Linked DNA regions of Homo sapiens: all the other regions are linked to region 2. A link is an interaction called in ENCODE POLR2A ChIA-PET data of the cell type or tissue named here. Cell type or tissue: GM12878. All regions are shown on one strand. Links, peaks and the distances in the headings refer to the core of each region. The heading gives the core; the rest is flanking DNA.

The links. ChIA-PET counts read pairs that join two places held together with the same protein. Peaks named below come from ENCODE experiments on the same cell type or tissue, not always from the same donor. Only the 100,000 strongest peaks of a DNase experiment are listed, where the experiment ranks them.
Region 1: POLR2A ChIA-PET joins it to region 2 with 5 read pairs; 5 of 35 experiments call an interaction of 5 or more read pairs at or near these places.
Region 3: POLR2A ChIA-PET joins it to region 2 with 8 read pairs; 2 of 35 experiments call an interaction of 5 or more read pairs at or near these places.

What each region holds. Positions count from the first base shown.
Region 1 is chr17:31,382,147-31,386,738 of GRCh38, reverse strand. No RefSeq gene overlaps it. Among named protein-coding and RNA genes, the nearest start is that of RAB11FIP4, 7.2 kb to the left of the region's middle. In GM12878, for the core only: no CTCF peak of the experiment used is centred there; no DNase peak of the experiment used is centred there.
Region 2 is chr17:31,536,186-31,540,777 of GRCh38, reverse strand. It overlaps RAB11FIP4 (RAB11 family interacting protein 4), which reads right to left. Exons shown (of 15, transcript NM_032932.6): 15 at 2,567-4,592. Among named protein-coding and RNA genes, the nearest start is that of MIR4724, 3.6 kb to the right of the region's middle. RefSeq lists an enhancer at 2,319-2,388. In GM12878, for the core only: a CTCF peak has its summit at 2,640; a DNase peak (open chromatin) is centred at 2,547.
Region 3 is chr17:31,677,837-31,682,428 of GRCh38, reverse strand. No RefSeq gene overlaps it. Among named protein-coding and RNA genes, the nearest start is that of MIR365B, 100 kb to the right of the region's middle. RefSeq lists enhancers at 2,024-2,133, 3,876-4,377. In GM12878, for the core only: no CTCF peak of the experiment used is centred there; a DNase peak (open chromatin) is centred at 2,118; H3K4me3 peaks cover 690 bases.

The DNA of each region.
Region 1 (4,592 bases), core at 697-3,196, 150 kb after region 2:
AAAAGATTGCGTCATGCCTCGCCCAGCGCTTGGCACAGTACCTGGCACCTGGGTGGTGATTATGTGTGTCAGTATGGAGCAGTTTAGAACCAGTCTAAAAGGGGGAACATTTCTGTATTTTCATCTGTGAGCCTTGACTTCATTGTCCATGTTGTCTGGAAATGGGGCAGGATTCAGTTACTTCCTGTTCACAACCTGCTGGGTTTTTTTAAACCCATGAATAATTATCACTTTGAAGGGGAAGAAGGTGCCGTGAACTTATTTTCCTTCTTCACTGATCCCAGAATATGTTTCTGTGAGCAAAAGCAGAGAGGCCCCTGCTTGGAGACACAGCCAGCCCTGCCTGTGGAGTGCTGAGGACCCTGGCTGGACTAGGGCACACTTGGGGTGCAGGGGGGCACCTTGAGACCTCATCTTTCCTCTGCTGCATGAGCTGTTGATGTGAGGGGTATCCAGAATCTTCTCTGACCCTTAGAAGCAGGACCGGCTGATTGCTAAAATTCCTTCCGGGATTCTAAGAAGAAATGCCAAAACCTAACTTATTCTACCCAACTGGGCTCCAGATCCTTCTGTCAGCTGCAGAAATGGCCCCTGAAACTAACTTCCAGGCAGGGCACCAATATTTCCCTCCTGGCTTAGGAAGCAGTGTCCTTGGTGAGTCAAATCCACTCACATTCCCTGGCTTTGAGCCTTCTCTACTGCCCACTTCTGCCTAAAAGAAAAACTCAATCCTCAGGGTGAGCGGCAAGCAGGAAGGCCCTTTACAGCCTGATGCTCTCCATTCTGTAAAACATGGCTGGGCAGTAACATCATCTACTATACTCAGTTTACATTTATTGAGCACTTACTATATCCCAGGCATTGTGTGGCATAGACTCCAAGACAGTGACTCAACATGGAATTGATCAGTGAAATGCCTGGCTTGCCTTGCATATGCTGTTCCCTCTGCCTGGATTGTCCTCCCTCCACCACCCCCACTGCCATCCTTCAAATGCCACCCCCTCCAAGAAGCCTTCCCTGAGTCAGCTGCCCTTACTGCTCTGCCCTCACAGAACTTTGCAGACTCTACAGTGTGTTCGTGATGCACACACAGGGATGCTCTGCCCATCAGCTGTCTCCCCTGGCCAGGGCGCCCAGATGTCTTCTCAGGGATGATGGGATCATTCCAAGATTAGGAAAACAGACACAGGGTCAAGAGCCGAGAGTTAAGAGGCAGGTGAAGGAAGTGCTGTCAGAGCCATAGGAGGAGCGGGAACAGGTGCCTGGAAGCCAAAAGAGGTGAGGAAAATGACTGAATTATAGTTAAATGTGCACATCCTTCACCATGTATTTCTTTTTTTTTTGAGATGGAGTCTCACTCTCGTTGCCTAGGCTGCAGTGCAATGGCGTGACCTCAGCTCACTGCAACCTCTGCAGTGTTCAAGCGATTCTCCTGCCTCAGCCTCCCGAGTAGCTGGGATTACAAGGTGCCTGTCACCATGCCTGGCTTTTTTTTTTTTTTTTTTTTTTTTTTTTTAGATGGAGTTTCGCTCTTGTTGCCCAGGCGGGAGTGCAATGGTGCGATCTCAGCTCACTGCAACCTCTGTCTCCCAGGTTCAAAGCGATTCTTGTGCCTTAGCCTCCCAAATAGCTGGGATTACAGGCACATGCCACCATCCCTGGCTAATTTTGTACTTTTAGTAGAGACAGGGTTTCTCCGTGTTGGTCAGGCTGGTCCCGAACTCCCGACCTCAGGTGATCCACTCGCCTCGGCCTACCAAAGTGTTGGGATTACAGGCGTGAGCCACCACGCCCGGCTACTAATTTTTTGTATTTGCAGTAGAGATGGGGTTTCACCATGTTGGCCAGGCTGGTCTTGAACTCTTGACCTCAGGTGATCCACCTGCCTCAGCTTCCCAAAATGCTGGGATTACAGGCATAAGCCACAGTGCCTGGCCGCCTACGAGCTTCTTGAGAGCAAGGACCATTCCCCATCAACCTTGTTAACCTTGAAAGGTTGCAAGCTGTTGAGTAGAAGTTATAAAATAACAGTGAAGGTTTAGGGTTGGCCTACGGAGTTGACAGCAGTTCACCTGCACCACTCTAAACTAGTTATGCTGATACTCCCCTAAGGAAGGAAAACAAACCCAGCTCCCTGTAATCCGAATTAGTAAAGAGCTACCTTTTGATAAAAGGAAAAAGATAAAGGTAAAAACATCCAAGAGGTGGTAGTTAATGTAATACCTAAACTCTGCTATCATAAACATCCTTTTTAGTACAACTAAAAGTAAGCATTATCCTCATCTCTTAAAACCCTTTTTGTTTTCAAAGCAATAATCATTGTAAAATGCTTAGAAGATAGACACAAAAAGGAGTAAGTGAGCCATACATATTGTTAACATTCAATACATTTCCTTTTCTTTATCCTATGCAAAAACTATACACATATATTTGTATTTATATAATTGGGAATTAGCCCTCTTATGTGGTTTTAAAACTCTTGATTTTATTGGAAGTTCCCTCCCAAAATTTAAATATTATTAGGCCATTTTTAAAGGCTGCATAAGGAAGTGGTCAGCTTCCAGAAAGTGCTGGATGAATGTAGATAATTTAACCAATATTTTGGTTGTCTTCAGGTTTTCTGATATTATAATACTTTGATGAAAGTCTTCACTCTTTTACCATTTGTTTCTCCAGAATAGATTCCTAGATAATTACTAGGGCGAATGGTATGGACTTTTTTTTTTTTTTTTTTTTTTGAGACGGAGTTTCGCTCTTGTTGCCCAGACTGGAGTGCAATGGCGCAATCTCAGCTCACCACAGCCTCCGCCTCCCGGGTTCAAGTGATTCTTCTGCCTCAGCCTCCTGAGTAGCTGGGATTAACAGGCATGCACCACCACGCCCGGCTAATTTTGTATTTTTAGTAGAGACGGGGGTTTCTCCATGTTGGTCAGGCTGGTCTCAAACTCACGACCTCAGCTGATCCACCTGCCTCAGCCTCCTGAAGTGCTAGGATTACAGGCATAAGCCACCACGCCCAGCCAGTATGGACATTTTTAAGGCTGGTAATACAGAGAGATGAGGCCATCTGCAGGAAGAACTCATCGCACCACATTCTTGACCTGCACCAAGTATTAGTTAAGTGTCTTTGCTAATGTGACAAGTGAAAATATGTATCAGGTATCCCATTGTTTCAGTTTGTATTTCTTTTTGTTTACTAATGAGTGTGATGACCTTTTCCATCATAAACAGGAGTTGGTACAATATTTCTGTGGATTGGCCATTCATGTTCTTTGCCCATTTTTCTTTCTGCTTAGGTTTTTTCTTTAGATGAGTTTTTATGAACTCTTTATAATTCCCTATTGGTTGGCCTTTTAATTTTGTGTGTGATTTTTTTGGACATGGGGACATTTTAATGTTAGGCAGTCAATGCGGGACCCTTAGGATTTCTGCTTTTAAGCTTACACTGCTTTTTTTTTTTTTTTTTGAGACGGAGTCCTGCTCTGTCACCCAGGCTGGAATGCAATGGCACAATCTCAGCTCGCTGCAACCTCCGCCTCCCGGGTTCAAGCAATTCTCCTATCTCAGCCTCCTGAGCAGCTGGGATTACAGGCACATGCCGCCACGCCCGAGAACGTATTGTATTTTGGTAGAGAGGCCCATGTTGCCCAGGCTGGTCTTGAACTCCTGAGCTCAGGCAATCCACCCGCCTCGGCCTCCTGAAGTGCTAGGATTACAGGCGTGAGCCACTGCACTTACACTGCTTTTAAGCTTACAAAGTCCTTCCCTATTGTAGGAGTCATTAATGTTCTTGGCCAATGTTTCCAGCTCTTTCCCTTTTGAACAGAGGAAGATAGTGATTTTTGACCCTTGTGACTTTGTGAAGCTGTGTGTCAAGTTCTGGCAATGACTGTGAAAAGTGACTGTGTATCTGTCCTCAAGCCTTTAATTGCTGATGCAAGAGCTTCCAGATGCTGCTCTGTCCAATCTAGCAGCCAGTAGCCACATGTAACTATTTACATTTATTTAATATAAAAGTTTAGTTTCCCATTCTCACTAACCACATTTCAAGTGTTCAATGGCCACATGTGGCTAGTGGCCACTGTCCTGGACAGTGCAGATATGGAACTGGTAATACAGAAAGATGAGGCCAAGTGCAGGAAGAACTCATTGCACCACATTCTGGACTGGCACCAATATTAGTTAAGTACGTCTTTGCTAATGTGACAAATGAAAATGGGACCCCTCTGTTTCAGCTTCCAGCAGAACATTTCCATCATCACAGCGGCTGGACATTACAGCCTGAGCTCCTTCCCTCTGGCATGATGGCTAGCCATTTGTAGATCAAATGAGTGAGTGATCAGAGATGGCTGATCACTCACTCTGGAGTCCCAAGACATCAGGGTGAGCAGAGCCTCCTGATAACGGGTGATGGACATGTAGCAGAGGTGAGAAATAAGCTTTTGTGGCTTTGAAGCCAATACACTTTGGGAGTTACTCATGCTTGTCTTTTTAAATAAAAAAATCAAAGCATAATCTGGACCTTCTAGCCTGTTCCACTTTATATTTACTCTAATTACCATTAGTATTTAAGCATTTAAAAATTTGTTTTA
Region 2 (4,592 bases), core at 1,275-3,774:
GCGAGAAAATAAGTGTCTGTGTAAGCCTCCCAGCCTGTTGTGTTCTGTCAGGTCAGTCCCAGCTAAGACACACCCCAGTCCAGGCTGCCCTCACCTCTCACCACCCAACTCTGAAACTGACCTGACCAGGCCACCCCCAGCTTAAAATGCTTTGGCGTAGTCCCCACAGTCCCGCTTACCATTGAGCTAGCTGGTTCGTAGTTCCTCCCCATGGCAAGGCCTCCACACCTGCTGTTCCCTCTCCTGCTTCCGCCCTGCCCTCCCATCTCCCTTACCTGGCCAGCCTCTCCTCCTCCAAGTCTCAGTTGAAGCCTCCTCAGGTGAGTCTAAGTGCCCTTTTTATACCCCATGATTCTCACCATTGGCTACACCTTGGAATCACCTGGGAGCTTTAAAAAACATCCCAGTGTCCAAGCCCCACTCCCCACCAATGGAATCAGAATTGCTGGGGTGGGATGGTTTTAAGAACCTCTCTTGTACATTCTAGAGGCTCCCTGTGCCACGAGCCCAGCACCTCCCCTGCACCCCGCATCTGTTAGGTGCTGGTAAAGCATCTGCTTAGTGAGTGAATGTGATAGATCCACCCTTGGCCCCCTAGACTCTACACCACCTGGCTAGGCTGCAGCCCTCCACTATCCCCCTCTCTAGTACCCTGAAAGGGCTGTTTCTCCAAGTCTCCTCCCCATGGCAGTTCCCTTAGATCCTACAGTCTGAGTTCCCTTAGATCCTACAGAGCTCTGTTGAAAGGCTCCTTCCTTGAGAGAAGCCATACCTGATGCCTGAGTGGGCTCAATCCACTTGCCCCCAGCTCCTGAAGCCCCCCATATCTTCCTCTTGGTAGTGCTCATCACCCTGGAAATGAATTATGTCTCTCCCCTCCCCCAGGAGCGTGGGGACTTCACGGGGCAGAGGCCTTGCCTGTACCAATTCCCAGTGCCTGGCACACACAGTGGTGCTCGGTAGATGATGCTGGCGGGTTGAGTGATTTCTGTGCTCAGATATTATCCACCCATTCATCTGCTTTGGCCTGGGCCCAGCCGATGACCCTAAAGGGCCCTCTAACTGAGGGCCTGGTGAGTCAATGGAATCCAACAATGAAACACCTTTAGCAGGTGCTGTGGCCTCAAGGGGGCACAGGGATGACATCATTTTTAATAGGACTGTAAGGAAATGTTCTGCAAAATGGGTGAATGGGGAACACACCTGTGCAGAGGAGAGGGTACAGCCTGTACACACAGCAGTGCTCGCTCCCACCTCTCTCCAGGATGGTAAACTGAGGCAATTCCAAGGACCTCCTTCAATAGGTGTTATGAGTTGAATTGTGTCCTCCCAAAAGATATGTTGAAGTCCTAAGCCCTGATACCTATGCAAGCTTACTTTGGAAACAGGGTCTTCGCAATGTAAAGACCCTATTTGTAATCAAGTAAAGATGAGGCTCGTTGGACTACTTATCTGAAACTCAAGTTTTACTGGGCATCCTGTATTCTTACTAGCCAAATCTGGCAGCCTAAGTTGGGAAGGAAAGAAGGAATATTAGGAGGAAGGAGGGAACTGGCCAGGTGCGGTGGCTCACGCCTATAATCCCAGCACTTTGGGAGTCCAAGGTGGGTGGATCACTTGAGCTCAAGAGTTCAAGACCAGCCTGGCCAACATGGTGAAACCCCGTCTCTACTAAAAATACAAAAAATAGCCAGGTGTGGTGTTGGGTGCCTGTAATCCCAGCTACTTGGGAGGCTGAGACAGGAGAATTGCTTGAACCCAGGAGGGGGAGGTTGCAGTGAACCGAGATTGTGCGACTGCACTCCAGCCTGGGCAGTAGAGCAAGACTCCATCTTTAAAAAAAAAAAAAAAAAAGAGGAAAGAGGCAATAAAGATCCAAGAGGACACAGCACTCCCAGGATTTGGAGGTGACGTCTCCTGAGCCAGGAGGCTAAGTCCAGTGAGTGAGGAACTGTCTGCCCTCCCTGGAGGACTCATGGCACCAGGGCCTGCACTGGGAGGTGGAGGGCCGGGGCCACCTGTGAAGCCACTTCCATGCCTGGAATCCTGTAATAGAGGAAGGAGCAGACAGAAGGCAGAAATCCAGGGGTCTGGTTGACTCAACTGGGGACCACCTTGGTACTTGATGGTGTGGCAGAGACAAGCACTGGCAGGTCTGAAGCCAGTCCTGAATGGAGGCATTGGGCCGTCACCCTGGGGAGCCACAGCGGCGGACATGGAGGGAGCATGGCACTGGGACCCCACTGGACCCCTAGGAAGACCTCAGTGGGAAAGAACATAGCCACACAAAGGACAAAGTTTCCAAACATCATAGCCCTGTGGCTGGAATGGTGGCATTAAAGAGGCTTCTGGGATCCACGTCTTCTCCCCTAGGGACTGAAGAGTGACACCGCCCCACTCCACCCTGCCCCTGGGGGACAGCACCAGCCACCCTGGGAACCACAAACTTGGTGGGGGGCAGGGGGGTTGCTCTTTTTAAGGGAGACCATCTGTCCCTGTGAGCCCTGGAACCAGGCCTCTTCTGCCCACCCTCCCCCAACCACAGAAACTCATGGTTCAGTCAGGCGAGAAGAGCAAACTGTTTATTTACACCTTGGTCTGTACAGTACAGCTCCCCGGGAGGAGCCTGCCACCAACAGCCTGTTCCTTTTGGGGCAGAAGCAGGTTGGAGGCAAAGAGCTCAGACCCTGGACAGCCTCAGGGCCTCACCCCCACTGTCCCCTCCCTGGGGCCCACAGGGCAGGTCCCACCCCAGCACTAAAGCTAAGCCTGTTTCCAGACAGAGCCTCCTGGGGCAAAAAAGTCAAGTTGAATCCCACAGAGTCAGAGGCCATCTAACAAACCCTTGGGCATGAGGCCACATGTGTAGTTCATTCCACGTAGGCCTCAGAAGACCCAGCCAAGAAAGTGGGAGGAGCTGGAAGGGAGCCCACAGCTGTGAGTCCTTGGCAATGCACCGTCCGCTCCGTGACATCAGTTGGTATTTAATGGCACTCTGGTCTGAGCACCTCAGCAGACAAGGAAGGGCTGGGCAGGTGTTCACAGCAGGCAGGGGCAGCAGCTAGCACCTCTTCCTTCTGCCCAAGTGGGGCCCGCAGCTGTTCTAGACACCAGATGTGGTGGCCTCAAGGCAGGCCTGTGGCCGTGCACCAGGAACCATGGACAGGGCTTCCTCTGGGGGCAGAGACAGTGCACGGAGCGGCTGCGGTCCCATGATATCCCTGCTGGGGCCAATGCCCCAGGTTAAAGAGTGATGCTTTGCCCGACATCACTAACAATGCAGGGAAAGCTCTGTGGGAGAAGCTGCTTTACACAAAGTTGCCCTTTTCTGGAATGCAAGGCTCCTAAATTAGCTGCAGGCTGGAGGAGGGACTAAGTGGGTCCTAGCCCCCCATGCTTAAGACAATAATGAAAGATTCTGTACAAAGTTACCAAGTCTACAGGCTGAGCGAGCCAAGGGTAAGTGGGGCCTGATCCTTGTGGACGAATGTGCCCGGGAGAGCTGGCCTCACCTGGGGGAGGCACGTTGAAAAAGTACACATTTACAGGGCTCGGGAAAGGCCAGGGAGATGAGACGATGTAGAAAAGGAGGCAGTGGGCAATGTGGAAAATCCTGTACAGTGGCGATGGGGAAGAAAAGGCACAAGGACAAAGACCCCAAACCATGCAGATGAAAACAGCCTGTGCAGCACAGCAAAGCGGATGGGCCCCAGCAGGAGGCAGGGTCACCCTGGGGACAACAGCACTTGGATCCTGCAGGAGACATGGCCTGGATGCCATCCCCAGCTGGTAGCTCCGGGGCAGACATCTCTACCTTACAGATGGGGAAAGGAGCAACCTACGAGGTCGGGGCAGGGAGGTCATATGGGAAACCTCGCCTGGTGAGCATGGTGACATTATACTTCCCCAGGGTCTACGCTTTTAGAAACAAATCTTTCTAGAAGGCAGCCTATTTTCTCTGGTGGGTAGCAGAGAATATGGCAGAAGGGCCTCAGAGTTGTCCTGCCATGCAGGTAGGGCAGGCTCCTGGTTCCAGCCTCTCCCGCTTCCTGCTGGCTGCCCCATTCATGTGTGCACCCAGGGCAGGAAGTGAGGACCTGGCAGGTCCCTAGGATCAGCGCTCAAAGTCATCCACTGACGGCATGGCCCTTCTAACTTGAGGCCCCTTGGCGCAGCAGACCTCAGTCTTCCTAGCCAGCAGCGTCACCCTAGAGGGGATTTCCTGGGTCCCAAAGGGAGGGCCAGAGTCTGGGAGAAAGGACTGTGGAGGATACCAGCACTGAGTCCTAAGTGGCCCCTTTCCTCAATCTAGAATCCACAGTAGCCCTTGAGAAAGAGTCGCTGTGGATCTGCTGGGCAACCAAAGTCATTTTCTTGGCATGGTGACCACGCAAAACTTTCCTGGTATGATCACATCGAAAGTTACTTTTTGTTTTTTTAAAAAAATAAAGACAAGAGTTTCACCATGTTGTCCAGGCTGGTCTCGAACTCCTGAGCTCAGGCAATCCACCTGCCTTGGCCTCCCAAAGTGCTGGGATTACAGGTGTGAGCCACCGTGCCCGGCCTAGAGTTAGTTTTTAAGTTTAAATTTG
Region 3 (4,592 bases), core at 697-3,196, 140 kb before region 2:
CTTCCCCCAGTGTGGGATTGTCCTTTTATTCTCTTGTGTGCCTTCTGAAGAGCAAGAGCTTTAATTTTGATGAGGTTCATTTTATGAAATTGTTCATTTACAGATTGTGCTTTTCTTGTTATATTTAAGAAATCTTTGTGGCCGGTTGCGGTGGTTCACGCCTGTAATCCCAGCACTTTGGGAGGCCGATGCGGGCGGGATCACCTGAGGTCAGGAGTTTGAGACCAGCCTGGGCAACATGGCGAAACCCCGTCTCTACAAAAAATACAAAAATTAGCCGGCCACAGGAGGCTGAGGCAGGAGAATCACTTGAACCTGGGAGGCAGAGGTTGCAGTGAGCCGAGATGGCGCCACTGTACTCCAGCCTGGGCAATAGAGTGAGACTGTCTCAAAAAAAAAAAAGAAAAAAAAAAAGAGAGAAATCTTTGCTTAACCCTAGTCACAAAGGCATTCTACTATGTTTTCTTCGTATAGTTTCAGTATTTACATTTAGGTTTGGGATCTATTTTGAGTTAACTTTTGTATGTGGTGGAAGGTATGTTCCTGCTTTTTTGAAGTCTTTTTAAAATGTCTCTCAGTACATATTTATAATTATACCACAAACAGATTGCACACCTTTTGTTAGTTTTATTCCTAGTAATATACTATCCTTGATGATCCTGTAAATAATTTTTTTAAAAAACATTTTTTTTTACTTCTGGTTGCTGATATACAAAAATGTGAATGATTTTATTTGTATTAAATTTGTATCTACCAATATTGTCAAGCTTTCTTATTAATTCTAATAATTCACCTATAGATCCTTTTGGATTTTCTATATATGAAGTTTATATCACCTGCAAATAATGACAGTTTTAGTTTTCCTTTCCAATTCTTTTGCACATGACTTATAATTGTTATGTTTTCTAGGTGAATTGACCCTTTTACCATTACGAAGTGATCCTCTTTTCTTTTGTACCTTTTTTTTTTTTTTTTTTTTTAAGACAGAGTCTCACTCTGTTGCCCAGGCTGGAGTGCAGTGGTGTGATCTTGGCTCACTGCAAGCTCTGCCTCCTGGGTTCACATCATTCTCCTGCCTTAGCCTCCCGAGTAGCTGGGACTACAGGCTCCCACCACCACACCTGGCTAATTTTTTTGTATTTTTAGTAGAGACGGGATTTCACCGTGTTAGCCAGGATGGTCTCCATCTCCTGACCTTGTGATCCGCCTGCCTCAGCCTCTCATAGTGCTGGGATTACAGGCATGAGCCACCACGCCCAGCCTTTGTAACTTCTTTTAACTTAATATCTACTTTGTCAGCTATTAATAACATGGATATTTACAATAATTAACATACTATACAGAGGTTTTCTTTTGGTTAGGATTTGCATGGTTTATATTTTTCTATCCTTCTGCATTTACACTTTATGTGTTTTTAATGTATCTTTTGTAAAAAGCGCATAGTTGAATTTTTATTTTAAAATCATGTTGATAATCTTTACCCTTTAATAGAATAATTATATAATCAATATACTATGTATCTTTGGGTTTACATTTACCATCTTATTTTGTTTTCTATTTGTCCTGCCTGCCCCATATTGCTTTTTGTCTCCTTTCTTGCCCTTTTCTTGGGAGTAACTGACTCTAGAAAAAAAATTAATTTTAATTTGTAAAAACATCTTTTCCCATTCTTTTAGTGATTACCTCAGAAGGTGCAGCACGCATTCTTTTTTATTTTGAGAGACAGGGTCTCAAACTCCTCGACTCAGGTGATCCTTCCACCTCATCCTCCTCCTGAGTAGCTGGGACTACAGGTGTCTCACCGCACCCAGCAACATGCATTATCAATCTACCAAAGCCAAAAGTTGATCAAAACCTTCAACTTCCACCAAAACAATGAAAGATTCTTAAATCAGTTTGACTCCACTAACTCCCTCCTGGTGTAGATGCTATTGTTTTATTTAATGCATGTTTATTAATTCCGTGTGAGTGTGTGTGTGTGTGTGTGTGTGTGTGTGTAGATAGATAGCATGTGAGTGTGTTCAAACTTGTGTAACAGTAAGAGTTTAGTCAGTAAAACAGAAATGACTCTAGACACGTCAGGCTGAAGCCGCAAGACTGGGGACTTTTCCCTGACTCTCTACGTGTCGTACTCCTACTTGAGTATATCCTTTTCTACCCAATGTAATAAATTCCCTTTTGTCTCACAAAAGGAAGTTGCGGTTGTCACTTCCATTTCTAGCGGTGGAAGGTTGGCCCACACCGTCTGAGGTGAGGGATCAGGGGTGGTAAGTCAGATGGGAGAACTGGGACATTCCCTGTCAGCAGCTGATTGGGGACTGAGAAGGAGCCCATATTCTTTAGAAAAGAACCTTCTACCAGTCCTGTAATCAGGAAGTGGCCCAAAGGATGATGGTGCCTTCCTGATGCTGTGTGAACGTGGCAGTTCAGCTAGGGTGGGCTGCCCCCCTAAATCCTCTGCAGGAGACACCCTACTAACATGACCCCTGTTGTGGGGTCTGCCTCACAGGGAGAAAGCATTGAATTTGAAACCTGGAGGTGTGACCCTGAATTGGTATGACCCTAAGTAATATTTCCTCAACCTCTCCAAACCTCAGTTTCCACATCTGTAAAATGGGGAGAGCAATACTTACCCCCAACGGGTTGCTGGACGGTCAAATTAAATCACTTATGTTAAAAAAATTAAAAAAGCCTAGCAGAGTGTCTGTGTGTCATATAATGGAGCTAGATCAAACCATCCGCAACACAGGCAACACGAAGGACTGCTGGAAGGATGGGAGGGCCAGGGGACTCGTAAGAAATACTGAAGAAGAGCCGGGTGCAGTGGCTCACGCCTGTAATCCCAGCACTTTAGGAGGCCGAGGTAGAAGGATCACTTGAGCTCAGGAGTTTGAGACCAGCTTGGGCAATATGGCAAAACCCCATCTCTACCAAAAATATATAAATCAGCCTGGCATGGTGGTGTGTACCTGTAGTCCCCACTACTTGGGAGGCTGAGGTGGGAGAATCGCTTGAGCCCAGGAGACTGAGGCTACAGTGAGCCTTGATTGTACCATTGCACTCCAGTGTGGGTGACAGAGTAAGACTTTTTCTCAAAAAAATTAAAAATAAAAGAAATAACTGAAGAAGGAGCAGCAGAGAGAAAGAGAGAGAGGGAGAGAGAGGGAGGGAAGGGCCCTGGGTCCAGGGCTTGGATAAACAGCCCTGGGTTTATCCAACTCCCTTTACTCTAATTCAAGGCTCACCAGGCAGCCTCTGGTTATTAAATTGTTTTCCTATTGACCTTGGTCTGGTCCTGAAGACAGGAGCGACCTACTGGGTATTAGGCAAGTTCACACATTGGTTGTTTATTGCCTTAACTCTGCACAGAGGTGTCATTAGCCTCTTTTTTTCCAGTGAGAAAAACTCAGAGACACTAGGGGGCTTGCTCAAGGTCATTCTGCTGGGAAGCAGGAAATCCAGGATCTGTCCGGCCCCAGCATTCTCTTTCCCACCACAGCACACTTCCTCCTAGCAGCAGGTCCAGGGCCCCCAGCACGGGTACCTTTGACGCTGAAAAGCCATGCTCTCATTGCAGGCTTCTGAATGGGCATTCAGCTTTTGCAGTGGAATCTTAACTTTGGGATTTAATTCCTCCCTTTTCTCCTTCCAGCCTGAGCCCCCCCTCTGCCCATCCCTAGTGACTTGAGAGAAATCAGGCTCTAGAATCACCCAGACCTTGAACCAGTGTGACTCAGCAGCCCCAATGGAGAGGGCTGTCCTCTCCAGCAGCCCCTAAGCTCCAGCTGTCACCACTGGCATTGCTTCACTTGGAGAATCTTTTGTAACAGTGATGGGCCCTGCCAGCTGAAGGTGTTAGGAGGCCTGCCAAGTTGCCTGGGGCTGGAGGGTAGGCAGCAACCAAGCCCACTGCTGGGTTTTTACAGCTTCCTACATGTAAGGTGACTAATGTGTCCCAGTTTTCTCATCAAATTCCCAGGAAATTTGGGACGATTGGCCACCCTACCTCCAAGTCCAAAGCACTGTCTTTGCACCGATAGCTATGGTGGGCAAGCCAAGGGGTGGATCCGTTTGCCTCGTGGGTCCATCCTTTGACCCAGACACTGGGCAGGAATGGGTACCTGTCACCCAGCTTGCCTCCAAAAGCCATTAATAGGCTCAGAATATGTGACCCCTAAGCCAGTCAGCCCAGCTCGTCCACTGTCTCAGGGACCATGGGGTTAAGGGAATAACTGTTTTAGGAAAAAAGCAAGCTGGATTTTTTCAACTTCCTTTTCCTTGTCAATGTCCAACCACTCCTGCCTCCTTAACAATGCTCTGTCCATCTTCTGGCTGGCCTTCCTATCAATTTTCTCCTGATGGATTTGCTGCCGGAGAGGTCACCTCTGGCCTGGCTCTTATGAGCAGTGTGCCTTATGGCAAGCATGTGCTCCGGGGCTCCAGGGACAGCATGACCTTGGCCCTGCTCCTTCAGCTTCTGACTCTTGGGAGATCAATGCATGGAGAGGGAGCATCCACGCTAAGGAATGAGTCCCTCTCACGGCCACCGCTTCAGCTCAGAGCCTGGACTGCAAAGGGATCATGACAGATTT